Regions from separate parts of the Homo sapiens genome. Here region 2 is linked to region 1. The links are chromatin loops, found by intact Hi-C in ENCODE. Cell type or tissue: A673. All regions are shown on one strand. Links, peaks and the distances in the headings refer to the core of each region. The heading gives the core; the rest is flanking DNA.

Region 1 (6,636 bases), core at 2,774-5,273:
GTTCACCTACTAACTCACAAAACTGTATGATAGATATAGATAGATAGATAGGTAGGTAGGTAGGTAGGTAGATAGATAGATAGATAGATTATAGATAGAAACAAGAATCAGCACAAGGCATTTCAGAACCAATGAAATAATTAATCTGATACTGACATTTGAAAAATAAAAATCTTCCTTATAAAATTACCATGGTCCTAAGGCAAGGGTTTAGCATAGATATTAGGATTCTGTAGGAATTCAAGGTTGGACTGGCAGAAAATGCAAACATGGCAATAGATACAGGCCCATGTTTCCCAGAGCAGGATGCATGTGCCTCAAGCTTCTCTAAATGCTTTCAAACAGCATATGGAGAATAAATAAATAGCATCGATTTACATAGCAACAGTTACTTCCTCTTCAATCAATATGATTAAGTTAAAAATCAAGTATCATCATAGTGCTATTGGGTCCTCAAAAATTCTCTAGCATGTGGTAAACTCCCTTTAGTAAACAAACAACCAAAAATAAACAAACAAAACACATAGGAAGACTTCTACTTGACAAGCATCCAAATACACCTTTTCTTCTTCCTGGGTTGCAAGTCACAAACCAAGGTTTAGGTCACAGTATTTCACCAATAATTCTCCAAAAGCATATGTCTTCCTCTGCTTGGACATGAATAAACACGTTTTAGGGAGTTTCAACACTGAAATGCTTTTTGAATTGACTGACTTACGGAGTTTTCTTGTTTTCTTGGCTTCACACTTGAGCATAAGGATATGCTCAAGATCCTTATCACAGAGAAACATTAGTTTGGGTGTTTTATCACCAATGAGGATGAAAATAAATCCATGGGATATTTAAGTTTCACTAGGCTTGTTTCCTTTCATATTTCTAACTTAGACCAGAGGTTATACAAGGCAGCTGTCCAGCATCCATACCATTAAGGTAGACTTCCCCTCATAATTTTAAGGTAGGATTCCTCTCACTTCTCTCAACTGGAAATGATCTGGATGTCATACCATGGATATGATTACAATGATATATTACCTAATTAGATAGAGCAATATCTCCTGACACCCTATACTTACTTGGAGTTAACATAAAACACTAATATTGTAATTAAAAGAGGCTAATAAATATTTTTTCAAAGGGCATATGAAGAAGGTAATGTTAAAGAAATTGTTTGTATAACTGCTCAACTTTCTGAAGTGCATAAGTGGTTCTTGGCTAAAAATCTCCCCTTAAGAAACTATAATCGATCAGACCACACTAATATGATCCACAATACTACATATACCAGGATAAAGTAAACCAGTACTTCTGCTCATGCTGCCCCTTTCTGAGTGACATTTCTGCCTCTTTCATATTTGAGTCTCTGTCAGTGTAGTATCATCTTCTCCAGGAAGTCGACTTCAGTGGCCACCTGAATCATTAGGATTTCCTTTGCTCTATTCATGTAGTACTTGGCAAGCATTTCTATTATAGCATATAGCAAGTCATGTGCACATTTGTTTACATGTCAGATTCCCTGCCTCCTCTCAGTGTGAGGGGATGGAGGACAAGACTCCATCATCTGTGTATCTCCAACCATAAGAGCTAGCAAGGTACCTGATCTCTGGGAGCTATGGAAGGAATACATGCTGAGTAAATTTGTTACTGAATGACCTCGCAAACTTGGTACAGACTCCTGCTCTTACGTAAAGATAAGAAAAATCCCCTCATCATCTTTTATATATGTTGGTGAAGGGGGTGTGCCTCTGGATATGAGTTTAAAAATATAGCTACATGAATCTCCAAGATGTATTCATGAGGAATCTGAGATGAAATGAAGCCCCAGTTTCCTATACTTTAAAAAAACCCTCCTGCTTTAAATTTTTAGCTGAGAAAGCTATACTATTTACAGGGATTATGCTTCTACTAACAGGCTTGCATTTGTTTTTTAAATAGGACCCTCTATCATTTTCCCTTAGTTAGTTAGTAGCTGTCATGTATAAAATTACCACAAATAAAAGAAGGAGGTGGAATATAAATGTTCAGAGGCAACACAGCATGGTAGGCAGAGGTGAGAAAGGAGGTTGCAAAACACTTGTGTGGTTCCCCAGGGGGAGAGGAATGTAGAGCAAGTCACATCAGGAGCCTAGTGGCTGCTCTGTCCAGAGATATATGTACATTCATGTGTGCATATTATTTTTTTCTTAGAGGTATAATATGTTAGAATCTTTCTGATTATGTACAGGCTTCTGCTACTCATAACTTAAAATATCATGCATCTTGTTGCCGCATGTAGCTATGGCTGGGGCAATTCCTGCAAAACCTTCCTCAGCTTCCAGCCTCTTTTATCATATAGAAATTTAATTTCAGCAAGGAAGAAAGGACAAGCTAGACAGGGAGTCTCCTAGGTGAGGAAGCAAATTAGTGGGAAAGGAAAAGGACATATTCTGGCTCCAAAAATGGAGTTGTTCATCTCCAAAGTGCAATTGAATAGCTATCAGTATGGACAGTGGGGGAGCCAGTAAAGGATTTTAATCAGAAAAGATGCAAGATTGTATTTGCTTCTGGGGAAGGTCCAGAAAACTGCAATACTGGGGACAAACTGGAGGGTGCTGGGCATATCTGGATGAAAAAAGCAAAAGTGATAGGACAGAGTTGAGAGGAATATATTGAGGGGCTATTTAGACAATACTTAGGGAGGAATTAGAGATTTGAAGAAAGAAGGTGTTTAGGTGACTCTCAGATTTGAGCAGCCCCTTATATCATGGAGTCAGTACTTACCGTATTTGACTACTAGTCTAACGAGCCTTCTATCGCATTATATAATGCCTATTCTGACATCTAATTTCAGAATCTCAGATGAATCACCCAGTCCTTCTGTACTTCTTCATCATCAGACAAGAAAGGACAGCAATCTTAAATTATTCTCCCTACTTCCTACCCCCAATCCCATTTCCCAAACTTTTCTCTCTCCTCCAACAAAAGTAAGGTGGGAATCCTTAATCAACATTACTCAATCAACAGAATTAGGTAACCTCAAAACTGTGAGCTCTCCATCTCTGCAAATCCAGGAATGAGGAGGCATGGATCTCTAGGATGCTCACAGGAATTGTGTGCAAGGAGACCTAACTGGCATAAGGATGCAAGATCCCCCCAGTCTTCTCTAGCAGTGGACTGACTGATGTGGTACAATAGTATTTCCTAATGGAAATTAAAATATATGTGAACAATATACTTAATCAAGAATCTCTGATCAGGCTTTATTAACATGAGAGTCAGGCCACCAAAGGATTCTATGGACCAGTGTTAAAAAAAAAAAAATCTGGGTAGGATGGAACCATGCAAACAGGAGACCTGGGTTCTGGGTCAGCCTCTGATTTAGGTGAGCTGGGTAATTAAGGGCAACCCTGCTCTCAAACTTGGTTCTATTGTCTATAAAATAAGGAATTTGGACTCTAACGTCTTTCCCAGGTTTGGTGTTCTGTGCCTCAGGGAATTTCTATAAAATGTTGTTTCATGCTTTCATTTTCATGAACTCTAGCAAATGGGAACTAATGACTCATTCAAAGTAAATTAATTTACCTGGAGTCTGTTAGGGCAACAGAAATAGTATGGTTAAAAAATAGAACTGATATTTTTCTTCCTGCCAACCCAGCAAACATCAGAAACAGGAAAAGGCTTCGCTTAATAGTGAGACACCACGCTCCATGGGGTGTCACAGTTTACAACATACTTCACACGGAAGGCATCGACAAGCAGGGAAAAATACAACTTTTATTTTTTCTACTTGGAATTAAGAGTGTTTTTCATTGCACTCTATGCCCAGGGCTTTAGCGTTTGAATCAGGTGGTACAAAGCTGATGAAAGAGAGCCTGGAGCATTTGATGGCATTGTCTACTTGGGCTCTACAGCAGAACGGCGAATTCTGAGTTCGGCCCTCTAGTGGACACATACTCTTATTGCAAGTTTCTTTTACTAGGAAGCAGAATCACATCTACAACTGCGGGGGATCAATGGGTGAGAGAGAGAGGGACGCCGTTTCACATGATTTGTGTCTGTCACGGTCTGATTCTTAACTGTGACACATATAAAGACCACGAGACGTGGAGCTAAACAGTCCCAAGTCTGAGTGTATCCTAGGTTGGCCATTAGGGAGCTTTGTGGGTCCGGATCAATCTCAGAGTTCCAGTGTTTCCATTATATGAGTGTCTCCCCACGCCGGGCTTTGTTCTTTAAATGGAGTAATGCATCCACATATGCTTTGTGAAATGTAAGTGCTTGCTACCTACCAATTTCTATTATTAGTTACATTCTTAAAATACCTATTAGTTTTTTGAATGCCTAAACCATTTTCTCTCTCTCTCTTTTTTTTTTTTTAACTTTTAAGTTCAGGAGTGCATGTGCAGGTTTGTTATATAGGTAAACTCGTGTCACGGGGATTTGCAGTACAAATTATTTCATCACCCAGGTATTACACCTAGTACCCACAAGTTATTTTCTGTGATCCCTCCCGCTGGATAGTAGACCTTTGTTGGATGCAGTTTGCAAAAATTTTCTCCCATTCTGTAGGTTGTCCGCTTACTCTGTTGATAGTTTCTTTTGCTGTGTAGAAGCTCTTTAGTTTAATTAGATCCCATTTGCCAATTTTGCTTTTGTCCCAATTGCTTTCGGTGTCTTCATCAGAAGTACATGAGGTGATGAATACAATAACTATCCTTATTTGATCATCATACGACATATATCAAGATACCAAGTTGTACCCCATAAATATATACAAATACAATGTGTCCATTAAAATAATCAATTAAAAGTTTTTAAAAATGCAGAAGATAAACTTAAAAAAATCTCTAAATAGGTAAAATTTTATGTATTTGAATAAAAAATTATTCTTCCACATTTCTCCCTTTATCAATCACCTCTCATCCTTATTCAATGTCTTCTCTGAACTCACGATGGCACTATTAAGTGAAAAAAAACTTAGATAAAATTTGAATATTTACTTAAGACTTACCTCATTATTAACTGAAGAGTTAATAAGAGATCTGCAAAGTTCCTGAACTTAAATAAAAACAAAAGTTAATAGTTAATAGTTAAATAACTTAATAAGAAGATAATGCCACCTACCTATAAGAAATCCTCATTAAATATAAAGATAAAAGTAGGTTAGATGTTAACAAATGGAAAAGATAGCTATTTTGATAGTAGTCTTATTTAAGATGAAATTATTTCCCAAAGAGCTTCTCTACAAGTTGCTTAATATCTCTATGGTAAAAGAACCTAACATTTATAATTGACTATTTAAGAGTAATGGGATTATCTAGCCTTTTATCTTTTTATTTTCATTGTCCTATATGTTAACAGTAAATCACCAAAATTATCCTTACTGAGATAAAAACATTATCTCAAACTAATTCAAAAGCAATGAGTAATATGTGTGAAACAGACAAGATTAACTACCTCACTCTAAATATAAACGTACTCGCCTTCTTTCTTCCCAATACTTTCTCCAAGAAGCACACAAACCTTGCTGCACACAGAGAGCAGCTGACTATTATTGCAAAGCATTCCTCTTGTTTCCCCAGATGTGTTTGTGTATCATCTTAGTCTACACAATACACCCTCCCCTTTCCTCTCTTATCACACGTTTTTGAGAACACCTTTTAAATTAAAAAGTATCTTCAGTATTTATGAAATAGAGTGTTATTTTTTCTCTTTGAAACTATGCAATTAATATTCCAGTATAACCAAACAAAGTAGGTGAGCCTTCTGGGTTAGGATCTATGGTAACAGTCAGAAAGAAAAGCCATGCTTAAACTTTAGCAAGGAAAAAGGATGAGGAGGGAGGGCAAGGAGCAGGCAGTGATGCTGGAATGGGAAGGTGGGGTGTAATAATGGGCTGATTTGAGAGTCTGAAACAGAGGGCAGAAGAAAGTGCATTTCGGTGGGAGTGGGAAGAAGAAGTGGTCAGCCCACCCCCTCCAGGAGCCCCATATCCTGGCTTATATGTTCTGATGATACCCTAAACCTCAAGGAGACACTAGAGACTAGAGAACTTCTCTGCTGTGAGCCACACAAAAGTTCTAGCTTCCCAGAGACATTGGATTGCCTTCCTGAAATGCCTATCAGCCAAATCAAGACCCCTTCTACTCTTGCATAACACCATGAACTTTCCTTCATGGCCCTTATGATATTTTAGGTATACATTTATTTCTTTGATTATTTCTTTAATATTTGTATTTTCTAACAGATGATAAGCTTTGTTGCAGGTAAAGTTTTTGCTACTGTACAACAAGTGCCTGGCACTAAATGCTCAGTTAGTGTTTGCCGAATGAAAAAATGAATTATGTGGATGAGAAGGCCACTCTGCACTTCTCCAAGATAACTCTTCAGAAAGACTTGGCTCTTTCTTTCCTGCCTGCTGGCCTCTTATGTGAATAGTAAACCTAGTACAGTCATGTATCACTTAAAAATGGGGATGCGTTCTGAGAAATGCATCGTTGTGTGGACCTCACAGAGTATATTTACACAAACCGAGATGGTACAGCCTGCTCACCCCTAGGCTATTTGGTATAGCCCATTTCTCCTAGCACCTGTACAGCATTATAGCGTACTGAGTACTGTGTATGTATACTGAGTACTGTAGGCAGTTGTAACACATGA
Region 2 (6,636 bases), core at 1,647-4,146, 280 kb before region 1:
AGTACAGTGAAGATATAGAAGAACTGATCAGTTCTGTCACAGGAGCATGTGGTTGGAGGATTAAAACAAAATTTTCACATTCTTAAGTTGACTCCTTTTTTTTTTTTTTTTTGAGACGCAGTCTTGCTCTGTCGCCCAGGCCGGACTGCAGTGGGGCTATCTCGGCTCACTGTAAACTCCACCTTCTGGGTTCACGCCATTCTCCTGCCTCAGTCTCCCGAGTAGCTGGGACTTCAGGCGCCCGCCACCACGCCCAGCTAATTTTTTGTATTTTTAGTAGAGACGGGGTTTCACCATGTTAGCCAGGGTGGTCTCCATCTCCTGACCTCGTGATCCGCCTTCCTTGGCCTCCCAAAGTGCTGGGATTACAGGCGTGAGCCACCGCGCCCGGCCAAGTTGACTCTTTAAGGATGCATCAAGGAGATGACGGAGAAATTATTTCAGAGACAAAAATACCAGGTGATCAGCCTTTGAAACACACTGATGCATTCAATAGAGTAACTGCAAGAGTGAAGCTGACAAAGATTCTCTCCTTGACCAAACTCTACTCAGGCTTCCTGAATGTTTCAACTAGGCTTCAACTTTTAGACTCCCATGTTTTTGTCTGTGTTGTCTAATTTTGGCAAAAATTCTGCTAAGCCAATTCAACCAGAACACCCCACCCTTCATATCCCATCACCCTCAATACCTAATCAGGTTCCTCATCCTCCACCATCCCTCAGGGGATGTCTGATCCCCTTGGCCTGCCTTCAGCAAGAATCTTGTTAGATCAGTTTAGCCAGAATCTCCATTATGTTGTTGATGTTTTTGATGTTTTCTCTTAGTAATTTTTCATACTAGCCCCACAATGCTCCTGGGCTATAAATCCCCACTTGCTCACTTGTATTCTAAATTGAGCCCAGTCCTATACTCTTCTCCCCTATTGCAATAATCTTGAAAGAATTTTGTTTTTCACCACTTTAATGACCTTCCAGTTCTGGTTTTCTTTGACAAGCACTGCTGAAATGATGCTTCCTAGGTGTAGGCAATGGTTAGAGCTGAAGCTGGAGAATTAGATCGGTTAATCAATTTCACTGTTCTAAAGAATATGACCCCTCGGCCAGGCGCGGTGGCTCATGCCTGTAATCCCAGCACTTTGGGAGGCTGAGGCAGGCAAATCATGAGGTCAGGAGTTCAAGGCCAGCCTGGCCAACATGGTGAAACCCCTGTCTCTACTGAAAATACAAAAAATTAGCTGGGCATAGTGGTGGGCACCTGTATTCCCCACTACTTGGGAGGCTGAGGGAGGAGAATTGCTTGAACCCGGGAAGCAGAGGTTGAATTGAGCTGAGATTATGCCACAGCACTCCAGCCTGGGCGACAATGCGAGACTCTGTCTCAAAAAAAAAAAAAAAAAAAAAAAAAAGGAAAAAGAAAGAAAGAGAAAAGAATATGGCCCCTCAAGGTTTTAGGACACTGCCATGGTTAGGTTTACACTATGGAAAGACCACCCAGGCATAAAAATAGATAATTGTATAGGAGTAGCCAGTTAGTTTGCAAGAAGAAAGCCCAGTAAGAAGATACTTGAAATATGACAAGATAACAGATACTGAACTGCTGAAAAGAACTTGAAGCAATGGTGACAGAGATAAAGGGTGAAATGGAAAATAGCAAACAATTTTTGATGTAGCCCACACACTTGGCTGGGCCAAAGGAGAAAGGTTATGCTATGAAAGTTATGCACAAGAATCAGAGTCACTCAGTTTAGGCATCTACATTAAAGACGCAGGGGTCAAGGCATTTGGTTCTGGTTATATTATTCAAATACACTCTCAGAGATCACAGCTCATCTAATCACTCCTCAGAATTACTTTTTTCTGCTTTCCAAATATGAATGCTAAAATTCGTCCCATGATTACTGATAATATCATGATCTTTAAAGATATGGAAACAATGGCACTAGGCAACACAGAGTATTTCTAAACCTTGCTTGCAGGGAAATATGAAGATGTCTAAGCAATAGAACTGTTCTAAATACTTTTTGAATGATCATGTTTATGTAAAGACATTCCATGGTAAACAGTGGAAGCATATTCTGTAGTAACATTTCACCTTTGATAATAGTGGCATGTGCCAGGCTGTGAGTGACCAGGTGCTAATGTTGCATTGGTCCAATCTGTGCAGCATGAGCAGGCAACTGACTGTGACCCACGATAAAAAAATATTGTCAAAGGTTAGATTGTGTTGAAAGAATACCATAACTTTTATGGAATGAAGATCACTTGTTACAAATGGAAATTACTCAATATGTACAGGCTGGTAAAAAAAAAAAATGAAAATCTGAGGTATAACAGAAGCAAGTAGAAGATGTAGATTATCTGTTCAGAAGAGCTACTACACCATTCTCAACTTAAGTTTTTCTAGTTGTGTCAAAATCCACATGCCTGGCTGAAGTTCAACCTAGGTTTCCTGATAAATTATTTTCTATCAAATTATAACATGGTCAATTTGGAGAAGTGTGTTAAAAATTCTGATTTTCAGAGGAGAGTTAGGAAAATGCCTGTGTTATGTTTAAGTCACTATACATTTTGAGTTTTATGTAATATTTTTCTATTTTCATGTGAATTAATTGTTTTTGTCCATATGAAGTCATGACTATATGCATGACATTCTTCAGCTGCATTCACATGATACATTTATATTCTACAAAGGGCCAAGATACATGTTCTAAAAAAAACTAATTTATTTGGTTATTTCTATCTTATAGGTCCAACTTTTTAAAATGGTTGTGCTATTTTGAATGAAAGATGTCTAAACTCTGGAAAAATCTTTAAGATAGCTTCTGAAGATTCTGGATAAAATGAACTTTAACATGATTTTGATGGGTTGTTTGTTGCAATTTATGTCCACTCCACCAGGGGGCAAGAGACAATATAGGAAGGAAGAGATGCAGTTCTGGATTTTACAGGCTTATGGAGTAGACCAATGTTTGGAACGCCATATGGTAGGTGACCCAACACCACGTGCCTTAAGAGTGGAGAGTAAAAAAGGGCTAGCTGGGGAGGCAGTGTCTGGGAAGGCCCTTAGGAAAAGTGAACATTTGATATGGTCTTGAAAGATGAGGACAGCATGTCAGTTAGAAAGAGAGGAGGAGAATTCCGGGTCAATGGAATACTTCATCCAAAACTAGAGATGAGATCTTGGATTCTAGCCTGAATCAGCCACAGTGAAAGCTCAATTTGACTATTTATGGCCCTTGGTGAGGCAGCAAGGAAGGGGAAAGCCAGGTTATCACATAAGGACATGCAAGACAGGAAAGAGGAACTCCAGTTGGATCAGGACAGATTTTGTATGCCAGGCTCAACAACTGGAGACTGATTTCCTTGACAAAGAGGAATAATTAAAAGTTTTAAGCTGAGAAGTAATATAATATCATAATGATCATTCTGACCTCAATGAATAACACAGAAGAGATACTAGTAATATGGAGTCTCATGAGAAGGTTAACCCATTCATGCCTGAGGTTGCAATTTTTAAATTTTTGCATGAGTGAAAAATCAGACATTGGCAATGACCTTGAGCAGCAGGATACAAATAACTCTCACATGCTTAGCATTCCAATAACAGAACACTAGGCATAAATTTGTTTTAGTAACATAGCTGAGGGTACTTAATGAGTTCATATATTATTGTATCTTCATACTTGTGAGGTAGGTATCATTTACCCTTTTTGCAAATGGAGAAGCTAATAGTGAGTTGATGTAAACTGTCTATGACCACTAAGAAAGATCCCTCAAGGATCAGCCACTAGAACCTCCTGTTATTTATTTTTTTCCCAACAACTCTGACTTCTTTATTTTTCTCTTAGCAGAAAGCAAAAACATGAGAAATAAAAGTATCTCTTGGCATTTTTTCTTCAAAAATGCTAACAATTGTTATTTTAAAATATTTATTCTAATATCTCATATACTTTATGCTTCCAATAATATACTTAAAAATTCAACAAAGATTAACTTCTAACAGATTATAAATGTGCAAATGTATCTAACAATAAGACCTGTCACCTTCTCTGTTAATGTATGAGTAGCATTCCAAACTGAGACATTCACAGAAAAAATAAAAGCTATTTTCTTTTTACATAAATCTCCAAAGGAAATTATAAAATTGCCTCTAAATTTCCAAGGAGACTATGCTGAATTTCATTTTGCTGTGGGAGGAGGGAGACACTTGATACCAGACATTCAGGTAAAAACCTCAATCCTGTGGAAATTCTAAATACAGGGAATTATAGGACAACCTGGGTCCCTTGAAGCCTAGTCCCACAGGGTTTTATTTTTATATCACCTGCATATTAATGCTCTAACTCTCATATCAAATAGAAATAGGCTTGAATATCACCTCTCTCCATACTAACTGGAACCCTGAGGAAGTCACACAGCATTACTTTTCTCCTTTTGTTCATCTCCACTGATGAACAAATGATATCACTTAGTTCATCAAAGGTCTGTTTTGAGGAGTATTTTAATCCATATAAAAGACTTTGTCTAATGTCTAGTCCAAAGTGTATGTCCAATGCATTGTAGCTGTTACTGTAATCACTCATTTAGAAATCACAGAATCAGAGCTAAAATGCACTTCAGCAATCATCTGAGCAACCATCTGATTTGGGTATTTAAAAAAACTGAGGTCTAGACAGAAAGTGTTTGCCCAAGGTGACATAGCTAATCCATCACAGAGCCGAGACTGTAACCCAGATAATTTAGATTCTGGTCTGGTGTCCTTTCTGCTATTACACACCAACTTCAGTGCTGCAAGATATTACAGCAGATGTGTTGCGGTTCTGTCTGGCATAACTGGGAGTAGCTGAAACTCAAGCAATTTGGATGTGCCCGGGGAATGGGTGAAATCAATGAGTGAGGCTCTTACTCTGGCATAGATTGAAGAATGAAGCACATGTATAATGTGTACTGCTCTCTTTCACCTTTGTGTTCTTTAGGATTTATGGATCTTCTTTCCACGTAGGAAGATGACTTCTTTGAAAGACAGGTAATGTGAGACACATGCCCTGAACTCCGGAGTGAATAGCAGCTGAAACAGCTGCTGGAGCCCCTATCCTGCCAGCAAGTATCCCCTTCATCTTCAGGCTGACAGAGAGCTGCTGGCTGCATCTGATCTGTCAGCTGCTTCACTCCTCCGGAATGAGCAAATAGTCTGTGCCCTGATCTAAGATGAGAAAAAACAACAGCCTAATCACTAAAAACTCTGCCACTGACGCACATGCAAATAGCAGTTTATAACAACAAAAAAGAGGCATATATGTAGCTGGCCTATAATTATTATATTAGACAATTTTATGGATAAGTGCCTGGCTACTCTTTGGGAGAGAAAAAAATAATCTCCCATCAGGATCTACCTACAGAAATATCAGCACTAATAATTTTCAGTGGGGGAATGCTTAGCTTTTTCAACATTAGCAATACTAAAAATAAAAAGCAATAATAATACTCTAAATGGTAGTGGTACTGTAACAATTCAGTTGATATTTTCTGCTCAAAGTCTTTACAATTGACAAGTCACCTCTTACACTGTATTTTATTTTTATGTGTTAAGTGAGACTACTGACTTAGATAATCTCTGAAGTCCCTTTCATTATATAATATTGTAACTCTGAGCTTAATTCTTCTATATATCTGATAGAATTTCTCTATGATCATTGTACTAGCATATAATAAGTAGGGTTCACACTGATTCAGGAAGAGTTTTTAAAAACATATTTAATATTCTCAGGTAATTTTTCAGAACTGTTAAAAACTATTTAGCCTTTTGACTTGTGGAAAAAAAACAATAGTTGTATCTAAGGATAAAAAGATGACAAGAAATAGAATAATAACAAAAAGACTAAAATATTTCATAGCTTCTCAATTCTGTATGCCATATTTTACATAAATGTTACAAAATTCAAGGAAGTAGGTATTTTCTTCATTTTTTTTTAATCTGCAGAGTGGTAGTGGAACTTGCCAAGGACATACAGTTTTAGCCACAGTTTAACACTAGACCTTCTGGTTTCAAGTCCAAACCTCTAGCACCAATCTACGGCTGTTTCTTGATGACAGGCCTGGTATTCTCCACTAAATTCATACTTTTCATGAAAAAATAATAATGTCAAGTTCTCCACATTAGGAACTGCTATGGTCTGAATGTTTGTTTTCCCCCAAAATCCATATGTTGAAGTTATAACCTCCAAGATGATGGTATTAGTAGGTGGGGCCCTTGGTAAGTGATTTGGTCATTATGTCATTTTTATTAGAGTTTAGTGCCTTGCCCCTTCTTCCATGTAAGGACACAGCAAAAAGACAGAGGTCTATGAACAAGGAAGTGGGCCTTCACCAGGCACCAAACTGCCAGCACCTTTATTTTACACCTCCCGGCCTTCAGAACTGTAAGACATAAATTGCTGTTGTTTGTAAGCCACGTGTCTATAATACTTTGTTATAGCAGCCTGAAAGGGCCACAACTTTGACTCATTTAAAATACATAAGTGCAAACACAAATTAAATGTAAGCTTTATATTGATGTAAACATATGTAGCAAAAGAATATAAATAGGTCTGGAATTAAAAAATGAAAATTCTAGTGAGGATTCTTTTGGGGATGGAGA

The links. A loop is a pair of places that touch in the nucleus more often than their neighbours do. Peaks named below come from ENCODE experiments on the same cell type or tissue, not always from the same donor. Only the 100,000 strongest peaks of a DNase experiment are listed, where the experiment ranks them.
Region 2: a loop joins it to region 1, with 5 times the contacts of the local background. A loop is called at or near these places in 5 of 110 quality-filtered maps.

Annotation. Positions count from the first base shown.
Region 1 is chr7:136,403,668-136,410,303 of GRCh38, reverse strand. It overlaps LOC105375523 (a long non-coding RNA gene), which reads right to left. Exons shown (of 6, transcript NR_187964.1): 5 at 4,988-5,034. Among named protein-coding and RNA genes, the nearest start is that of MTPN, 430 kb to the right of the region's middle. In A673, for the core only: a CTCF peak has its summit at 3,926 (motif pointing left); a DNase peak (open chromatin) is centred at 3,913; H3K4me3 peaks cover 436 bases; H3K27ac peaks cover 1,713 bases.
Region 2 is chr7:136,684,181-136,690,816 of GRCh38, reverse strand. No RefSeq gene overlaps it. Among named protein-coding and RNA genes, the nearest start is that of CHRM2, 180 kb to the left of the region's middle. In A673, for the core only: a CTCF peak has its summit at 2,892 (motif pointing right); a DNase peak (open chromatin) is centred at 2,916.